Regions from separate parts of the Mus musculus genome. Here region 1 is linked to region 2. A link is a contact called in ENCODE POLR2A ChIA-PET data. All regions are on one chromosome and are shown on one strand. Each heading gives the region's core, a stretch centred on a gene start or an enhancer-like site at or near the end of the contact. The rest is flanking DNA. Distances are from core to core; before and after follow the strand shown. Region 1 holds the start of Scaf1 (SR-related CTD-associated factor 1). Region 2 overlaps Tsks (testis-specific serine kinase substrate).

Region 1 (6,521 bases), core at 3,833-6,332, 63 kb before region 2:
TTCCTGGGAGCACTAGGTGGGCTAGGAGGGAGTTCTTGTTCCTGGTATTTCCTGTGGGAAGCAGTCTGTGAGTGTGTGATGCAGGGCTGATGACCGGGAGGTCAGGAAGGGGATACCGGGCTTACCGGACAGCGCGCACCAGCTGCTCAAATGCCTCATCGACATTCAGACGCAGTTTGGCTGAGGCCTCAAAGTAAGTCATGTGGTGGGAAGCACTGAAAGAGGAGGCTTCAGACCGGAGGACCTGGAGAAAGACAGAGGGAGGAGGACAAAGGGAGGCGTCGGAGAGAGGAGATGCTGAAAGCCGCCGCAAGGTGTGCTCGACTGTATAACTGCAGCAGGCTCAAGATAGAAAGTTCTAGAAAGACCCCAGAGGAGGCTACTGGAGGGTTGAAGTGATATCAGTGAGATGTCAGGAAGATTATGAAGGTGTTTTAGGTAACTGGAAGGCAGGCAGGCAAGAAGTAAGGGTGTTCTTGTTCAGGACAGGGGAACCAGTATCAACGGATTAGTATAAGGGCCAGGACCGTGGCTCAGTGCTAGGGGTCCTGGTTAGAATCCCTCAGTGATGGCCAGGGGTGTGGCTCAGTGATGGGCGATTCCTCTTGGGGGGTCATCTCTTAAGTGAAAGTTGTGACAATAGAGGGACCAGGGATCCAGAGTAGGAGATGGTCACCTGAGAGAGCTTCCTAGGTCCAAATGGGGGTGACCAGGGGAGGGGGCATCTCAAACCTGGCGCTGGTTCTCCAGATCTGCCTTGTTCCCAACCAACACAATGGGGAAATCATCCCGGTCCTTGACTCTGAGGATCTGTGTGAAGAGCTTGCCCACCTCATTGAAACTGCAAGAGAAGTCAGTAGCATGAGGCACCACCTTAGCAGGAACCTGCCCCGTGCTCAGCCAGGCCCACCAGCATCCCCCTCACCTCTGCCTGTCGTTAATGGCAAACACCAGCAGGAAGCCGTTGCCAGCACGCATGTACTGCTCCCGCATGGCACCAAATTCCTCTTGCCCCGCAGTGTCCAGGACTGTGGAGACAGAGAGAGAAACGTGTGGGTCCCCCCAGGTTGTCCTGGGCATGTTCACAAATCCTCTGAGTCTTGCCCCCTGCCTCCCTTCCAAGCCCAGCCATCCCATCCTCACTGTCCAGCCGTGCAGGGATGCCGTCCACAGTGCAGATCTTTGTGTAGGAATCTTCAATGGTGGGATCATAGTCAGACACAAAGTAGGACTGGGGGGTAGAGAAGGTCACTGTCACCGAAGCAATCTGTGTGTGTGTGTGTGTGTGAGTCCTGTCCCATATCTTCTCCAAGTCTCTGTCCCCCCTCTCTCTGTGTCTCTGTCTTTCTCTCCCTGGCCCCTCCTGAGTCTCAATGTCTCTGTCTTTTTCTCTTGGTCTCTCTCCCTCTTGATGTCTCAGCAACACCCCCCCCCCCCCAATCTCTGATCTCTCTGTCTTTGCCGGTCCCATCTCTTTCCCTCTCCCCTCTCTGGGTTTCTGTCCACCCCCTTTCTCTCTGGATCTCTAACCTGCTCCTGGCGGTGCTGTTTCCACCTTTCCAGGTGTCAGGTTGTGGGTCCCTGTCACCGATGCCCGCCCCCGTTTTCCTCTCTTAGCCCCTCTGTCTTCTTCAGCCTTTGTCATCATTACACCAGCTGCATCACTTTGAACAAATCACTTTCTGTCTCCGAGGCTGTTTCGTCACTTGGAGAATCGAGGATGAAGACACTATACCATCTAACAGTTTTGATTGGCAAGGATTCCCTGCTCAACACTTAACACTTGACCTGGTACCGGTCAGCGACCAGCTTCTGAGAATTCTGGTTGAGCAAAGTAGCTGCCGATCTTGCTGTCTCTCTCTTCCCTTCCTCTCCCCCCCTCCCCCCATTCCTTCCCTCCTCTTGCTCCCTCCTCCATAAGCAGCCTCCAGTGTCTCCTCCCCTGGGAAGGTCTAGGTTCCAATCCTGCTTCAGAGAGGCAGCCCCACCCTTATCCCCGCCTCTCCCTTCCTGACTGTGTCCTGCTACTTCCAACCAGGCCTCTGGCCATCTCCAGGTTTGGCCCTTGGTGCTAGGGGCTCAAATTTGGACTCTTTCTTCCCACTGTAGGTTTCTCAACGGCATTGCCGGAGGCTCCTAGTCTGTGAATGTCCATCACCCAGGAACTTCTACAACAGCAAGTGGGCCCTCACTTTCCTAGTGTTGCCCTGATGTGGGGAGGCTCCCCGTGGGAACTGGGTGGAGGTTTCCGGGGCTGGGCTGGATTTTCTGAACTTGGCTGCTGAGGCTGAAGGTGGCTTCCTCTCTAGAGTGCTTGCTAAGGGCTGAGGCTAAAAGGGGTGCAAGGAATGGAGAGGATGAGGTTTGGTGTGTGTGGGGGGATGATTAGGACCCCAAAGTAAATAGATGCCCAAGGGTGAGAACAGCCTGGAGGGTTGGTTCCTGATGTAGGAGAGGTCTATTTATGGGACCTAGAACCTTCCAAGTAACAGGTCTCTGGAGGCTGTGAAAAACCTGAGTTCTATGCTTTTCTTTTTAAATCTGGAGATGACATGGGAGCTACTTAGAGTTTTCAGGGTTGAGGGTAAGGAGTTTGAGTGGGGAACTTAGGATGGAGAAATGGTTGGTTTTCCTTGGGGGTAGGATGGGGGGCTGCATTTAGCAGAATGGGGTATGCCAGATATTGGTGTTTTCCCAGGATGGTCATGTAGCAGGATCTTTCTGAAATCTCAGGTCTGAAGGGAAATCCTCTTCAAGCAGGGGTTACAGGGTGCCTGTTTTAGGACAGAGTGGTCCCAGCTGAGTCTTAGAATCAAAGTCTGGGCAATGATCAGGAGATTAGAGCCTCGGGGAGTGCTTGGGGTCTGAATGGAGCAACTGTTTGGAATTTAGGGTACTCCCAGTTGGTGAGCGGGGCTAGACAGACTAGGATGAGGGCTCTCAGGTACCTCTAGGAGGGTGATTTGTCCCAGGACATATTAGGAGAAAGCTTCCCCTCATGAAGGGGGTGGAGGCCCTGGGCATTTGGAGTCGCAATCAGAGGGTTAGAGATCCTCTTAGGAGGGTCTTAATGATGGTTCTGGGAGAAGCGAAAGTTTCAGGGAACCCAAAGGGCTCAAAGTCTCGATCTCGGGGAAACCCTCCCCGGTGAGGGCCCACTACCTGGATGAACTGGATGGTCAGCGCGCTCTTGCCCACGCCGCCGCCGCCTACGACCACCAGCTTGTGAGTCTCGCCGGGCGGGGGGTCCCTGGGTCCCGGCCCCCCGCCCCGGGGCCGCCCCCGCCCAGTCCCGGACGCCGCCCCGCTGCTCATGTCGCCACCGCTGCTGCTGCCGCCGCTACCGCCTAGGGGGAGTCAGGAGAGACCAAGGGGTGGGTTATGCTAATAATACTGCATAAACATGAGCTTTGGCCAGAGGACACGAGTCTCCGGATGCTTCTGGAGGAGGCGAGGCCAGAGTGAGGGAGGAGCTAGACTAATAAGGGTAGGGGAAACAAGGTTGCAAAAACGGGGAATTCCAAGAGGGGTGGGGATATGCTAATGACCCTGTGTCCACCCTAAGCACAGCCACGAGCTCTCCTCCTGCAGTCCGCCTTTGGGAGGAGCTATGCTAATAAACCCCATCTTTGGGCGAAAAAGTTTTCTTCGGGGCGGGGATATGCAAATTAAATGTTGCGGTAGTTATTATCTAAGGACCACTGTTTCTGGTAGGTGTGGCTTGGGGCTCCTTCTCAGGGCCGTATATAGGGAGATCTTAGGACAGCACAGGTCTCAAAATTAATCTCCGCCTCCTCCCTGGGATTGTCGCCAAGTTCTCTGCCCCAGCTTCGTTCTAGAGGCTGGCGTCTCGGCCTGTCTATGGACTTAGGCTTCCGGTTCCCGCTGTCCCAGCCAAACGGAAGATAGACTGGGAGGGGAGCTGGGGCCCTGGAGGGGGACAGCAGGGTAACTGGGCAGGACGGGCTGTGAGATCACCACATTCCTAATCCATGAGCCAGTTCATCCTAGTCGGGAAGTCCGGGTCTAGAAGGGCCGACAGCCAGGATTTCTGGGCTTTGGAAGGATGCGGTTGATAGCTCAGACACTGGTTCCTACGAGAGTATTGAGTTAGAGACTTAGATTTCTCCGGTCCGACTCCGGTCCAGGGGGTCGGGAGGGGCTCCTTACTACTACTGGGAAAGCTGGGAGTCTGGACTCATGGGGCCAAAGGATGGAGAGTCTGGGGACCCAGAATTCTGAGTTCGAGGGCATGAGTGCTCCGGGAGGGTTGTGGAAGAATTTAGCACTTACATTTATGTAAGATATGGTATTGACGTCCTGAAAGGGAAGAGGATTGAAATTCCAGAGTCCCAAGGAAGAGGGAAATGAGTCTTCACTCATCTGCTCTGAACCAGAAGACTCAGAGTTTGGATTTTCCTGTCCTGAGTAAAGGAGCTCTGGTTTGACTCCTGAGTTCTGAATTTAATGGAGATTATTTTAAGTTAAAGCCTATTCTGGACATCTTAGAATGAACTTATCTCAAAACAAACAAACGAAAAGAGGACTATAGATATAGTTTAGTGATAACATAGAACGTTTGTCTACCATGTATGAGCATTTAAATTCAATCTCTAGTTCCCCCCCCCCAATAAATAATTTTAGAAGCTGGGCATGATAACTGACGAGTCCCAGCACTGGGGAAACAGAAGCAGAAAGACAGCAGCAAGTTCCAAGCCCGTCTGAGATACATAAGACAGCGTCTCAAAAAAATCTTCTTAGGATTTATAGGAGAAAAAAATTAGAAGGGTTTCATATTCAGAAAGGACGACCATGGGCGGGGTAGCGTCCATCTTAATTGAACTACAATTCCCATGGATCTCAACAACGGAGCGCCTTTTTTACATCACTTCCTGATCCGCCGCCTTTTTCCCCGCGCACGCAGGACACTGAGGGGGGTCGTACCGCGCGCTCCAGCAGCCCCGCCCACTTCACCTCTCACCCCGTACACTGTCCCCCGCGTGACGGAGTCTTCACACGGACTACATCTCCCGGCATCCAGCGCGCGCACTCCACCTCCATGTGACGCATTGATTTCTGGGAAACGGAGTCGCCTCCGGTGCTGCCGGCCTTTCGGAAACCCAGCTGGGTACTTGAAATCCCGGCAAGCGCCGCGGCAATTTGGTTCCGCCCTTCCCCAGCTCAAATCGCGAGCCCCGCCCCATTCCGCCCCGCCCCGCGCCGGGACCGGAGCCGCAGCCCGAGCGGCGGGGTAAGATGGCGGCGGCGGTCCGGGCCGCGGGGCTCGGGCCTATCGGGGTGGGCGGGGCGGAGTCGGGTCGCTAGTCGTCTCCGAGTGTCGCCCGTATGCCACGGGGCCTGGAGAGCGTAGCGTGGCACCTTCGGACCCGGCTGCAGCGGCCAAGGCAGTCTCTGAGTAGGGGGCCTTCTTAGGGCCCCGGACGCGCCCGTGGGTGCCAGAGGGCTTTCGTATGGCCTGGACCGCGACTAGGCCGGCCCTCCTTCCCATTGCTGAGCCTGGACACGTCTGCAGGCGCCGTAGATGGTTTTTATGTGCGACCGTAGGCTAGGGTCTGTTGAGAGGCTTTTGGGGCCATCTTGAGATCTTCACTCCCCCAGGAGTTAAGGGGGTCTGCAGAGTCACCTAGTTCACTGGGGTGTATTTGTTAGGGCTGGGAAGTCTCTCCTCATGCTGGCCTCTGCATTCGGCTCATCTACATGGATCTGGGACCATTTATGAGGCCTGGAAGCTCTCTTCAAGGACTAGGAAGTGTTAAGGTCCACCTGGAAGAAAGAGATGTACTCCCACCTAGGGAGAGGGAAGCAAGCTTTGTGATGTGCCCAGAGGCATAAATGAGTCGCTAAGGTCTGGGAAGTGTTTTATGTGGGGGTGACTCGGAGATAGGGGTGGGTGGGGTAGGGTGGGGTAGTTTGAAGGAACTAGAATCGTCCAATGATTGCAAGAATACAGTCTATGTCTTGGAGGAAATTCAAGTGCTTTTGAAGAGTAGATAAATGTGTAGAGAATAATAACAGAAAACGCTGGGAATTTTATCCAGCTCAAATGTACTTGCCTTTCAGAAAGTAATTAAAAAGAAAATGGTTTCAAACAAAAAAGAACCTGTGTTGTCCCCATGCTGAGGAGTTAGAATCATTCCTGAGGGTCTGTAGAGCTGTCTGGGATCATCTAGTGCAGTGCTCTGCAACTTGACCTTGATAGGAAGGGAAAAAATGCATTATTCGATGAGATTAAGTGCATGCCAACATATGTATTTTACTAATATTACTCCAGTCCTGCAAACTCATGGTTCCATTTGAAACTTGGAAAGTATTTTCCATTATGTTTTATGTACTTTGTGTAATGAGCTGTTTGTGAATCACTAAATTGCTCCCAGAGCCCTGTAATTGAGGGATCACCGATCTCACATGGTCTGCAGAGCCTTACAAGGTCTATGGTTTTGGGGATCTCCAAATCTGCAGCCAGGATCTCTTGGTACAATTTCTTTTCTGTGACAGTCAGT
Region 2 (6,664 bases), core at 1,447-3,946:
GCCGGCTCTCCAGCCTCTTGTGTTTCTAGGATGATATTGTATTTTTGTGTATGTGTGATGGAATGCCACCTGTGTACAGACGGGTGGTGTTGGTGGCAGTTGTGAACCACCATGTGTGGGAGCTGGGAATGGACCTGTGTCCTCTGGAAGAGCAGCCAGCCCTCTTAGCCACCGAGTCATCTCTCCAGCCCTCTCCACCACATTTTTAATTATTATTGTGTGAGAGAATGTGGGCACCTAAGTGTGGAGGCTGGAGGACAACTATCAGGAATGGATTCCCTCTCCTCCCACGCTGGGATACAGAGGTTGTAAGTTTGTCCGGCTGTCAGAACACTTTTATCCACTGAGCCAACTTTCTTTTTTGGGGGGTGGGGGGGTTCGAGACAGGGTTTCTCTGTATAGCCCTGGCTGTTCTGGAACTCACTTTGTAGACCAGGCTGGCCTCGAACTCAGAAATCTGCCTGCCTCTGCCTCCCGAGTACGAGTGCTGGGACTAAAGGCGTTTGCCATCATGCCCGGCCTTCTACCTTATTTTTTAAGACAGTCTCTCTTAGCCGGTCGTGGTGGTGCATGCCTTCAATCCCAGCACTCGGAAGGCAGAGGCAGGTGGATTTCTGAGTTCAAGGCCAGCCTGGTCTACAAAGTGAGTTCCAGGACAGCCAGGGCTATACAGAGAAACCCTGTCTCAAAAAATCAAAAAACAAACAACAACAACAACAAAAAGAGTCTCTCTCTCTTTTTTTTTTTTGGACAGGAGTTCCTTGATTCAGCTAGACTGACCAGTACAAACACTTTCCTAACTGTGCCCCTGGTGTTATGTTGCAGAGAACCCAGCCTTCCCACAGTGTGCTGGAAATGCACCAAGTTTCAAATACCAGTGCATCTAATCTTTGCTCTCCACAAGAAGCCAATTCTTACCATGTGGGAAGGGTGGAAAAGTTGTTCCCACAATGCAACCGGGCTCTCATTCTGCATCCCACGGGAATCCATCTCTCACAATGACAATGTGTGATCACACATGTCCTAAATGTGATCTGCAATGTAGGCATTACCCCTCCCCATACCTGGCACAGCGCGCACAGGGGCCTTGGGCAGACCGATCCAAGTTCAAGACATGGTCAGCTCCCCTCCGGGAGTTCTGAAGTTGCCGTCCCAGCTCCTCCAGAATGGGTTTTACTGGGCCCAGTGCCTCCAGTTCACTCCTCAGTGAGGCGACAGACACTGCTGACCTCTCCACCCTGAGGCAGGAGAGCAACCAATGTGGATAACTTGCAATATTCAGTATTATCCCAGCACCGGAAAGTCCTCCTCTTAATACTATAGACCTGCACGGCCTGGCTTGGATGGGTCTGTCTAACTCCACTGGGGATAGAAGCCAGAGCTTCTGCTAGGCAAATGCCGAGCCAAGCTCCCATTCCCTACGGGTGGATCTCAAGCAGGGACTCAGCTTCAAAGCTAAGCCCTTAACCCATAGCAGGGGTTGAGCCACACTGCCAGCCTCTCACTGGGTCACTTAGCCCACTGCTCAAGCCTTTTCCCTCAAGGATCCACCCTCCGATTACTTCTTTCCCATGGAGCCCACATCCCTTCAGCACCTGCTGAGCCCTTACATAGTGCACAACTCATCTGCTCGTCCTCGCAGCTCCTGCAAGCCCCTTGCGGACTGTGCCTGTTCCCGCTGCGCCCGCTCCCACTGGCCCAGGAAGCCATCCAGACGGCCGCCAAGGCCTCCCAGCAACCTCAGGGCCTCCTGCACTGCCCCCTCCTCCTGATGCCACCGGGCTGCCAGCGAGGACACCTCCCTCCTGCGAGGATCAGAAGGGAAGAAAGGGTTGGGTATAAGAGTTGACTATGCATGCTATCGTCGACCTCGCCCCAAATAGATCACCAACATTTTTTTCTTTACTTTTTTTGTTTTGGGTTTTTTTTTTTCTTTTCTTTTCTTTCTTTCTTTCTTTCTTTTTTTTTTTTTTTTTTTTTTTTTTTTTTTTTTTTTTGAGACAGGGTTTCTCTGTGTAGCCTTGGCTGTCCTGGAACTCACTCTGTAGACCAGGCTGACCTCGAACTCAGAAATTCACCTGCCTCTGCCTCCCAAGTGGGACCCACCTGGCCTTGTTTTGGTTTTTAAGACAGGGTCTGTTGCCGGTTGGTGGTGAGTGACACCTTTAATCCTAGCACTTGGGAGGCAGAGGCAGGCAGACCTCTGTGAGTTTGAGGGCCAGCCTGATCTACAGAGTGAGTTCCAGGACAGCCAGGGCTGCACAGATAAATCCTGTCTCGAAAACAAACAAAAAAGACATTCTTGTTTATTGTAGTCCAGGTTGTGCTGGCATTCTCTTTGTAGACTAGGCTGGCATCGAACTCACAAAGATCCTTCAGCCTCTGTCTCCCAGTGCTGGTATTAAAAGAATGCACCACTTTGCGTCCCCCACCCCACCTCTTTTCCTTTTTTGAGTGTACGAAGTTAGCCCGGTACCACCTATGCTATCACCCAATCCTCATCTAGGTTCTGCTTCTGTGCTCACACGTTTAGCTCCCCTAAGCCCCGCCCACATCAAGCTCTTCCAATTCTCATCCACCACTACCCCTCAAGGATTTACTCTGTCCGGTCCACCCAACCGCAAACAAACCCCGCCCACGCAGGCTCCAAGCTCCTCCTAGCTCCCGCCCTTTGTTCCACCTACGGCCTGATCCACCAATTTCCTTCAGTCCCGCCCACCTCAGCTCCTCCAGGCCGGTGGAGACCTTCTGCAACTCCTGCTCGCTCAGCGAGGGTCCCTCCCCTGTGCGGACTGCCATGCCCCAGCCACTGGAGGACAGGCCTCGCTGCCGCGGGGGTTCCTCGGGGCTGCCAGGAGGACCCGAGCAGCCCTGAATGGGAGTGGCAGGGCTCAGACCATGTCGGGAGAGGCCAGCCTCCAGTTTTTGCTCCAACTCCTGCAACTCGGCCTCCTGTCTCCGGGGCGTCTCATCCTGCAGTTGCTGCTGGAGGTATCTTAGCTTCTCCTGAGCAAGGGAGGGCAACGAATCAAGGTGTTCGGCACCTTACCACCTGCAGCTAACTACACCCCATGGATCCCCGAGATTGCAAAGTAGTGTAGAGAGAGGATAGTTGGGAAGTACGCGTGCAGTGTAACTGAACTCCTGCTTGTCTTTAGGAGAGGAGATAACATTTACTCTAAACTCTGTAGTGGCAGGCAACCTATCACTCCCTTCTCCTGCCCTGCCTGCCTAAAATCAGCCCCTGCCTCTTAGGGACCGCGACAAGCTTTCTCGGCGTTCCGTTGGAAAGTGAGCTAGCAGCAAGTCTTCATTCTAGACTAGACCCGGCCTACCCAGTCGTTTCAGGCTACACCCTTGAATAACTAAGCTTCCTCAGGCTCCACCCTGGTCCCACCCAGCGAGCCCTTTTGGCTCCTCCCGTGGGATGGGCCCCTCCTTCCCCTGAGAGCCAACTCCTTCAGCCAGGTCCCAAACCCTCCTCAGTTCACTGAAGGCTCTGGAGCCTCTACACCCCTGTCCTTGTCCACCATAGCTCCTCCAACCTCCATCCCGAGACTCCACCCAAACTTCTCACTAGTTTGGGACCCTCCACACCCTCGTACCTCCAGCAAGGCAGAGTTCTGCTTCAGGACATTGGTTTTGATTTCAGCGTCTTCCACTGAACGGGTCACCTTGCGGCAGTTCTCCTGGGTCAGGACATCAGGGCGGGGGCCCTGCCTTCCCATTCCGGTTCTGCCCCCCACCTTCAGCCTCTTTTTTTGCATCGCACCTGCCCTATGTAGGACGCACCCACTTCCCAACCAAGCTTCCTTCCTAACCAAGCCCGTACTGCAGTACCCCTTTGACCATCCCGCTTCTCCTGTGCTCTTTTTGTTTTAAATTTAAAAATTCAATAGATTTTTTTTTTTTTTGAAAACGTCTTATGAGCCGGGAGGTGATGGTGGCGGCGGCCGCGGCGCGCATGCCTTTAATCCCAGCACTTGGGAGGCAGACGCAGGCGGATTTATGAATTTGAGACCAGCCTGGTCTCCAGAGTTAGTTCCAGGACAGCCAGGGTTATAAAGAGAAACCCTGTCTTGAAAAAAAAAATCTTATATGAATGGGTATTTTGCCTGTGTATATGAATATACATATGTATATGTGCAACAGCGCAGGCAGTGCCCATGAAGGCCAGAAGAGAGTGACATTTTTTGATAGCCACGAGAGGGTCTCATGTACCCCGGTTTCCAAGTCGTTATATAGCTGAAAAGAATCTTGTACTTCCAAGTTCTGAGATCAAAGGTGTGCTACCACACTCAAGCCTGAACCCGGGGTTTCCTGAATGCTAGGCAAAGCCCTCTGCCCACTGAGCCACATCCCAAGCCCTCCACGGTCCCCGCTTTTCTCATCACTTTCTCCCCAAGCCATTCCTTCCACAGCGGCTCACCTTCAACTGACTGCAGTACCCCTCCAACTCTTCTGCCTCCTGCCGTCTTCTTTCCAGATTCTCACTCAGCACAGAGCACTCGCTCTTGACCATGGAAGGGAGACAGGGTTACACAAAGGCGGGGTTAAAGCTTATACAGGGGAGCAGGCTCTTAGCTTCCGGAGGGCCGGCACAATGGAGAAAGGTGGCTACAAAGACGAGAACTTAGTTCTGGAGGAAGAGGCCACAGGGATCCTTAAGTATCATACCTGCAGAGTCTGAACGTGCTGATTAACCCGCGTGGTCTTTTCCTTCAAGCTGGTGATGGAGTCTTTGGCACGTACCAATCCACTGTTGACCCCACTCTGGTGAAGAACAGAAGACATGTATAGTTCAATACCAAGAACATTCTAGAGGCAGCAAGGGTGTATTTTCAGTTTGGTTTTGCTCTGGATGGGCATGTGGCTTTGGGCAAAGGGTGACATCCTTGAATTGAGTTCCCTTGTTTGGTAAAGCTAGAAGTAGACTAATATTCTTCACAGTGTGCTGGGACAAGAGGGGAAGACAGTTTCAGAAAAATGCCTAGAATCCCCCAGTCAGAGGAGAGGATGTGGCTCAGTGGTAGAGACACTACCTAGAACGCCCCAGTGAGGGGCTGGGGTGTGACTCAGTGACAGAGTACTTGCCAGTGTGCACAAGACCGCGGATTCCAGCCACAAATGTGTACCCCCAAAAATCCCTCCTTTTCTGTCTCCCCACTCTCTGAAGTATAAAACTGACAACATCTTGGATCGTCAGGTAGAGACCATGAGATCTCACCATGTAGCTGTGGCTGGCCTGGAACCCATAGAGTTCAGTGTGCCTCTACCTCCTGAGTGCTAGAATTAAAGGCCAGTGCCACCACGCCTGCTTCCTGTGCTCAGTTGTTACCAGCTGCTCTGAGACTAGGCTGCGGCTTGTGCCCTGTGCACTCTTCTCTGTCTTTGTGCTATAGCAGTGAGATTTGTTACATAACCACTGGCATTTATCCTCGTTTCTCAGTGAGATAAAGACTTTAAATTAGAGTGCCTCTGCAGCTAGCTGAGCCCATGTGGCCATGACAGGTGGGTGGGCGACGTGGATGGGCCGTATGGTGTGGACACTGCATGGTGTGTTGAAAGGACAGGCATGGCTTCCTCCCCTTCCTCTTCCTCCTGTTCCTCAGCTTCTGCTTCCTTTTCCTCGTCCCCTTTCTCTCCTGATTTTTATCTTTACTTTCTTTCTCTCTTAATTTTTTAAAGGGATCTGACTGTAACCCATTCATGAAATGATGGACTGAACAATCCTGGAGATGCCCCCGCCTCAGCTCCTTATGTATTGGCATCACTGACTAGAGCTCTGCACCTGTTCTCCCTACCTTTTGAGACAGTCTTACCCCATCTGTGGTGGCGCACACCTTTAATCCCAGCACTCCTGAAGCAGAGGCAGGTGGATCTCTATGAGTTTGAGGCCAGCCTGGTCTACAGAGTGAGTTCCAGGACTGCCAGAGCTACACATAGAGACTCTACCCTGCCTTAAGTATCAGCTCCTCTTCCAGAGGTCCTGAGTTCAATTCCCAGCTAAAAGTGGCTCATAACCTTTTATAATGAGATCCGGTATCCTCTTCTGGCATGAAGACATACAGGCAGAACACTATAGACCTTATAAATAAATCTTTTTTTGTTGTTTTGTTTTTTTGAGACAGGGTTTCTCTGTATAGCCCTGACTGTCCTGGACTCATTCTGTAAACCAGGCTGGACTCAAACTCAGAAATCTGCCTGCCTCTGCCTCCCGAGTGCTGGGATCAAAGGTGTGCGCCACCACCACCCAGCTAAATAAATCTTTTTAAAAAGAGAAAGAAAGAAAAAGAAAAACCAAAACAAAACTATCATAATTAAAAACAAGCTTCCTTGACTGTAAAATGAAGAAAATACATTTCTTTCGTGATTACTGTGAACATATGTTGTTCTAAGGTCTGTCAGTGTGCCTAAGGCTAGGCGTGTGACACACACCTTTAATCCCAGAACTCAGGAGGCAGAAGCAGGTGGATCTCTGTGAACTAGAGGCTAGCCTGGTCTACAGAGTGAGCTCCAGGGCTTCCAAAGTTACATATTGAGATATTTTGGCAGGGACAAGGGGGTGTTCAGACAGGGTTTCTCTGTGTAGCCCCCTGGCTGTCCTGGAACTTGCTCTACAGACAGACTGGCCTCGAGCTCAGAGATCAGGATCAGGAGTTCA

What was found. ChIA-PET counts read pairs that join two places held with the same protein, here RNA polymerase II (POLR2A).
Region 1: POLR2A ChIA-PET joins it to region 2 with 37 read pairs in embryonic stem cell. The contact joins the promoter of Scaf1 here to the enhancer-like site in region 2. POLR2A ChIA-PET finds 5 or more read pairs at or near these places in 4 of 5 experiments (Patski and embryonic stem cell).

The regions. Positions count from the first base shown.
Region 1 is chr7:45,014,810-45,021,330 of GRCm38, reverse strand. It overlaps Scaf1 (SR-related CTD-associated factor 1), which reads left to right and starts at 5,082. Exons shown (of 11, transcript NM_001008422.1): 1 at 5,082-5,251. It overlaps Rras (related RAS viral (r-ras) oncogene), which reads right to left and starts at 3,389. Exons shown (of 6, transcript NM_009101.3): 1 at 3,163-3,389; 2 at 1,144-1,231; 3 at 926-1,028; 4 at 733-841; 5 at 126-244; 6 at 1-51. The coding sequence starts at 3,315.
Region 2 is chr7:44,948,888-44,955,551 of GRCm38, reverse strand. It overlaps Tsks (testis-specific serine kinase substrate), which reads right to left. Exons shown (of 11, transcript NM_011651.2): 3 at 4,678-4,773; 4 at 4,430-4,513; 5 at 3,606-3,716; 6 at 2,720-3,006; 7 at 1,611-1,805; 8 at 1,065-1,238. Among named protein-coding and RNA genes, the nearest start is that of Tsks, 9.0 kb to the right of the region's middle. Within about 2 kb of position 2,696, at least 1 of the 3 ENCODE cell types and tissues checked has a DNase peak (open chromatin) inside an H3K27ac peak, as active enhancers do.